2 separate regions of the Mus musculus genome follow, and region 1 is linked to region 2. The links are chromatin contacts, found by POLR2A ChIA-PET in ENCODE. All regions are on one chromosome and are shown on one strand. The core of a region is the stretch at or near the end of the contact, and the rest is flanking DNA. Distances in the headings are between cores, read along the strand shown.

The links. ChIA-PET counts read pairs that join two places held with the same protein, here RNA polymerase II (POLR2A).
Region 1: POLR2A ChIA-PET joins it to region 2 with 16 read pairs in embryonic stem cell. The contact joins the promoter of Pa2g4 here to the promoter of Pan2 in region 2. POLR2A ChIA-PET finds 5 or more read pairs at or near these places in 3 of 5 experiments (Patski and embryonic stem cell).

The regions. Positions count from the first base shown.
Region 1 is chr10:128,564,610-128,567,309 of GRCm38, forward strand. It overlaps Pa2g4 (proliferation-associated 2G4), which reads right to left and starts at 1,325. Exons shown (of 12, transcript NM_011119.3): 1 at 1,131-1,325. The coding sequence starts at 1,218.
Region 2 is chr10:128,302,065-128,304,764 of GRCm38, forward strand. Pan2 (PAN2 poly(A) specific ribonuclease subunit) reads left to right here and starts at 1,271. Exons shown (of 26, transcript NM_133992.3): 1 at 1,271-1,407; 2 at 2,031-2,429. The coding sequence starts at 2,148.

The DNA.
Region 1 (2,700 bases), core at 75-2,574, 260 kb after region 2:
CCTCAAGACAGGGTTTCTCTGAAACTCAGAAATCCGCCTGCCTCTGCTCCCCAAGTGCTGGGATTAAAGGCGTGAGCCACCACTGCCAAGTCTAAGACAGTTTTTATCAAGTGAATTTTAATTTTTAAAATGTTAAAGAGCCGGGCATGGTTACACACACCTTTAATCCCAGCACTCTGGAACGCTGAGGTGGGCGGATCTCTCAGGCCAGCCTGGTCTAAGGGAGTACCAGGACAGCCAAAGCTACACAGAAAGCCCCAAAAATAAGGGGGTAAGGGAGGGAAAGAACTGGAAAGAGAAAACAGTAAAGTTATCTGTCCAAGTGGCAGACAACTGTTAGGAGAGTAAAGATCATTTAAGAAATGCTTATAATCCTAAAATCCGTGTCTCTCTCCACTTCTTTTCAGTATTATAGACAGGCTTGCCCAGCTGTCTAAGCAGAACCTCAAAACACTGTAGAGGCTCTAGGAACAAATATTAAAGGCCGCCTTCAAAAACCGGAGCAGTGGTCATACAGGAAAGCCAGGTTGTTTTAGAAGCTCCAGAAGTGTCTTCCAACGGCCCCTCGAGCTAGGTCAAGGGGCGAAGGGGGTCCCCACTAAGAAGACCTGAAGTAAAGACTTTAGCAAAGCACGTGGTGGGGAAGCACGGTAGGAGAGGAAGTGGGGAGCCATCGATCCGCACACAGGGACCTGGCAACACGTGCCGGCTCAGCTCCCGCGGGTCAAGAGCCGCGACTGGCAGAGGGGCGCTTCCGTCGCCAACAGCTGGCCGCTTCCTTTTCGAGGTGGCCTCACTGCTGCCAGTCGGGAGCATAGATCCGGACAGACCGAAGGGTATGGGCAGAAGACGACGCGCCTTGCCTCCTTACCAACCGCCCAGGGTCGGAGCATGCCTGGGCCCCTCTCTGTACTCCTCGCGGTCGCCGGCCCGCACCTCCACTCTCCAGCCCAGGCATGGCTGCTCAGTCCCCAGGGCGACACCAGATCTCCCCACCACGTCGCCCCCGGCAGTCGGCACGCGCCCCTCGGTGGCTCACTCGGCAAGACCCAGACGCCACAGCCCTCCGGAGAGAGCCCCAAACCTCTCCCTCTCAGCCTCGACTCCAAGACCCCCGAGGCCGCACTCACGGTTGGCGATGTCGCCCCCCATCTTATACTTGGTCACGACCAGGTCCTCGGCGATAGTTTGCTCCTGCTGCTCGTCTTCGCCCGACATCTTCCTACTGCTACTACTGCAGCTTCACTTTCCCTGAGCTGCGGCCTCCGTCTCCCTTCCCAGCCACAGGCTGTAGCTAGAGTCTCTTCGATCCGCGAGGAAAGCGCGAGCAAGCAAGGGAGCGGGAGGGCGGGCAGAGAGAGCGAGAAGCTGCGAGCGCGCGGGCTGAGGCGCAGGGCACACTGGGACAATGAGTCCTGCTGTCGGCCAGTTCCCAGCCGCCCTCGCGGGCTCTAGAACTACAATTCCCAGCCTGCTCCTCGCGCCCGTCCGCCAGGCCCTGGGAGGACTTGCCTTCCCAAGTCTGCGCACGCCGGAATCGCCGGGCACGCTGGGAAGAGTCTGGCCCCGGCGGGAAGGCGGAGCCGTTGGGGAGCTTGAGGGAAAGCGTGGTCTCTCCGGGAAAAACCTCTCATTCACGCCGACCCTGAGCTCGTAACAGCGAGGGGCGGGCCAAGCGGGGAGGGGTGGAGCTACAGGGAGAAAAGGGTTGAGAGGCCGCTGGGCAGGGTGGAACAGGGTGGAGCCTGGAGCCATAGGACTAGGGTCAGTGGGTGTGTGTGTACGTTTTGGGCGGTTGTCCCGTGCGCGTAGCCTTGGATTCCCCTGTCGGCCGGCGCGACCGGCCTGGCTGGTCAAATCCTCCAGTGCTGGGATAACCTCTGGGAGGGGCTGAGCGGAGGTGGAAGTCCTAGGGTGCTGGAAGCGAGCACTAACTGGACAGTCTGGGTGATTATACATGTACCATGGCCTGCTAATAGAAAAAGGCCAGACTTCCTACTAGACTAGAATAAAATAGCACTATTGTTCCAGCCGTGGTTTTTGATGGGGGCCATCTAAGGGAAACGTTTATGAGGGATTTGGTCACTCTTAAGAGTTCTGAATCGCCGGGATGAGGTGGCGCACGCAAAGGCAGGCAGATTTCTGAGTTGGAGGCCAGCCTGGTCTACAGAGTGAGTTCCAGGACAGCCAGGGCTATATGGAGAAACCCTGTCTCGAACAAAAAAAAAAAAGTTCTGCATCATTTCAAGTTTTCAGTACCCAACCTGTGTAGGAAAAAATAAAAACAACCCAAGGCTTGCTTGAGCTTTTTCATTTTCTCCCAACAATCAGGGGGTTAGGGTTTTGTTCCTAATTGTTTACACTTTTGTTCCTTTGTAGGGATCCCCAGTAAAAAACCCTTTAGTAGAAAGGACTAGAAATGCAAAGCCGGGCACTGGTGGTGCACGCCTTTAATCCCAGCATTTGAGAGGCAGAAGTAGTCGGATTTCTGAGTTCGAGGCCAGCCCGGTCTACAGAGTGAGTTCCAGGACAGCCAGGGCTACACAGAGAAACCCTGTCTCGAAAAAACAAACAAAAGAAAAAGACTAGAATGCAAACAGGGTCTGGAGAAATAACCTGGTTGGTATAACCTGGTATCCTTGCAGAGGGAAGGGAGTTCCCAGAACATTACAGTCACCTGTAACTCTTAGCACTGTGTAG
Region 2 (2,700 bases), core at 21-2,520:
ATCCATTCTGCCTCCTGAGTGGTGGGATTGCCATCCCACTTAGCCTGGTTTTTGTTTGTTTGAAACAGGGTCTCATGTAACCTGACTAGCCTGGGACTTGCTATATAGAAGAAGCTAACCTTGAACACTAATCCTCCTGCCTCAGGATTACTGCCATTACAAATATACCTCCACTATGCCTGGCCCAATAAATGCTTTAAAAGTTTTATTATTGGTGTTTATTATTGGTGAGAACTTTCTTCCACAGGCACCTGTTGAAAGGGATATTCACCATGTAGCCATAGCAAGCCTGGTCCTTACTATCTATGTAGCCTAGGCTGGCCTCGAATTTGTAAGGGATTCCTGCCTCTGCTTTAATAATGCAGGTATTGTAGGTATGGACCACTAGTGGCACAGGGCCTTTAAAAACAGAGATGACAGAGCTGAGTTTGGGCAACCTAAGACATCTCACAGCCTGGACCAATTCCAAAGCAGTTTAGTACACAGCCAGTACCCCCAAATATTTTAGACACGGTGACACACTCTCACAGGAGAGGGAGAGGCAGTAGGATCTCTTAGTTGGAGATTAATCAAGAACCCCTCAGAATAGCTACAGCTCAGTTGACTCAGTTTACTGTTTATCTCTCTCTTGGGGTCAATGTCCAGCTCCACGGTCTAGGGGAATTTTGACAGTCTAGGAGACTTGTTTCTTGGGAAAATTAGGGGACCTCTGGGGACGACACAAACATTGATGGGAATTTCAGATGGATGCCTCTAGAAATAGAGAAAAGGTGGCCACTTGGGCCACACTAGAAGTCAGGCTCCCGCTTCCTTTTTCTTCCCCACATCTAGAAGTCATAGGAAATGCCAGTGAGTTTCGGGGGTACAGGGTCAGAGGTATTGGAATGGCTCACAGGCACAGCAAGATGAAGGTCTATACGCCGGGAATGATGAAGGCCACGCTGGGAATACCCACCGGGCGAGTCCCAGTGCTTAGCCTCTGGCGCCCCTTTAGTCTAGTTCTTATTCAGGGAGCGTAAAAGCTTGGCTTCAAAGTCTAAAGTTAATTTTGCTTAACAAAGCCTGAGAGCGAAGGGATTACTTTTCGTAACACCAAATAGATCCGCGCCTGATTCAGTTTGTCCCCGGTGGCATTCCGTAACCTTGTTTTGGCGGAGGCTACGTCACTCTCCTTCTCAGGCGCTGCCTGTACCTGGCTTTTTCTGATTGGCTGGGATGAGCCCGTGGCCCCCGCTGATTGGAAGCGATGGCTGCCAATCCACCGTCCGTCTTGCTTGGGTTAGGTTGAGCTAGAGGCGGGGGAGTAGTAGGGAAACTGGAATTTCCCGCGGAGCTGACGGCGCTTTCTCTACCCCCTACTCGTTTGAATTCCACGCGCTCCAAAATATCCGCCATGGAGAAATCTTGGTAATGACCCATTCCCCGTAAGCATCCCAGGAACACGTCTTGACCTTTGCCCTAATCCTTCCCCTCCCGTCCCCTGCGCTGGGGGAGAATTCTGGGTAACCAGTTTCTCTGGTTCGCTCAAAGAATTCTGGGTAGCTATCCGTTTCCATTACTTCCCCCTTACCCCCGCCCCGTTTGTGGGTAACTGGCCGTTCTTGTTACCCACCCCCTGGAGAATGCTGGGTAACCACTGTAAAGGATTCTGGGAAACTGGCTTGTCTTGCCCCCTTCACCGCCCAGCCCCTTTGTCTCATGTCCAATTCTAAGAAACAAGCATTTCAGAGCTCTCCCCCGAACTCCAGCCCCTATCAAACCCGCTCCCTTCACCTTGTGGTTCAGGAGAAAGGGAAGTCAAGAGTTAGATCATTTGGTGGGCTGGCAGGGAACTTAGGAAGTTTAGAGGTGCAGAGTAAGGGACACTGTCATGCCACTCACAGTACAGCGTTGCCCTTGTCCTCTTCATGCATGCTTCCGTCTTTGCCTGGCAGTCTCATCCCCTCTGCCTACCTGATTGTCCTGTCCACATAGAAGATACTTCCAGTACCTAGGCCTATCCCTGACTGCGCTGCCTCTTTCCCTTGCAGGCCAGAATGTCCATTCTAGGTTCACTGGTGCTGTCCTCCTGAAGGCTGGGTCACTTGTCTGTAGGAAGCGTGGCAAGGGAGGGTGTGACTCCGGTCTGACCAGCGGCCACTATCGTCATGAACTTTGAGGGTCTGGATCCTGGACTGGCCGAATTTTCCCCAGCTATGCATTCTACCCTGGACCCAGTCCTGGATGCCCACCTGAATCCAAGTTTGCTACAGAATGTGGAGCTAGACCCAGAGGGAGTGGCCTTGGAGGCTCTTCCTGTCCAGGAGTCAGTGCACATAATGGAAGGTGTCTACTCTGAGTTGCACAGCGTGGTGGCTGAAGTGGGAGTGCCTGTGTCTGTCTCCCACTTTGATTTACATGAGGAGATGCTGTGGGTGGGGAGCCATGGGGTAAGAACTATACCCCTTTCTGAAGGCTGAAAGGGTGTATTAGAAATCTTTATCTGGTCTTTGCCCAAGGACAGCTCTTTGCAGGTAGTCAAAACTGAGTTGAACTGATGAGAGTTAGCTGGGTCTTTCAAACCAACAAGGGAGTGGAGAGATTAACTACATATTTAGTTTCATAAGGCATTCCACTCTGTCAGTTCTCCTATCACTACTGTGTTTTTGCGACAACATCTCTCTCTATAGTCCAGGCTGATCTAGAACTCACAGCAGTCCT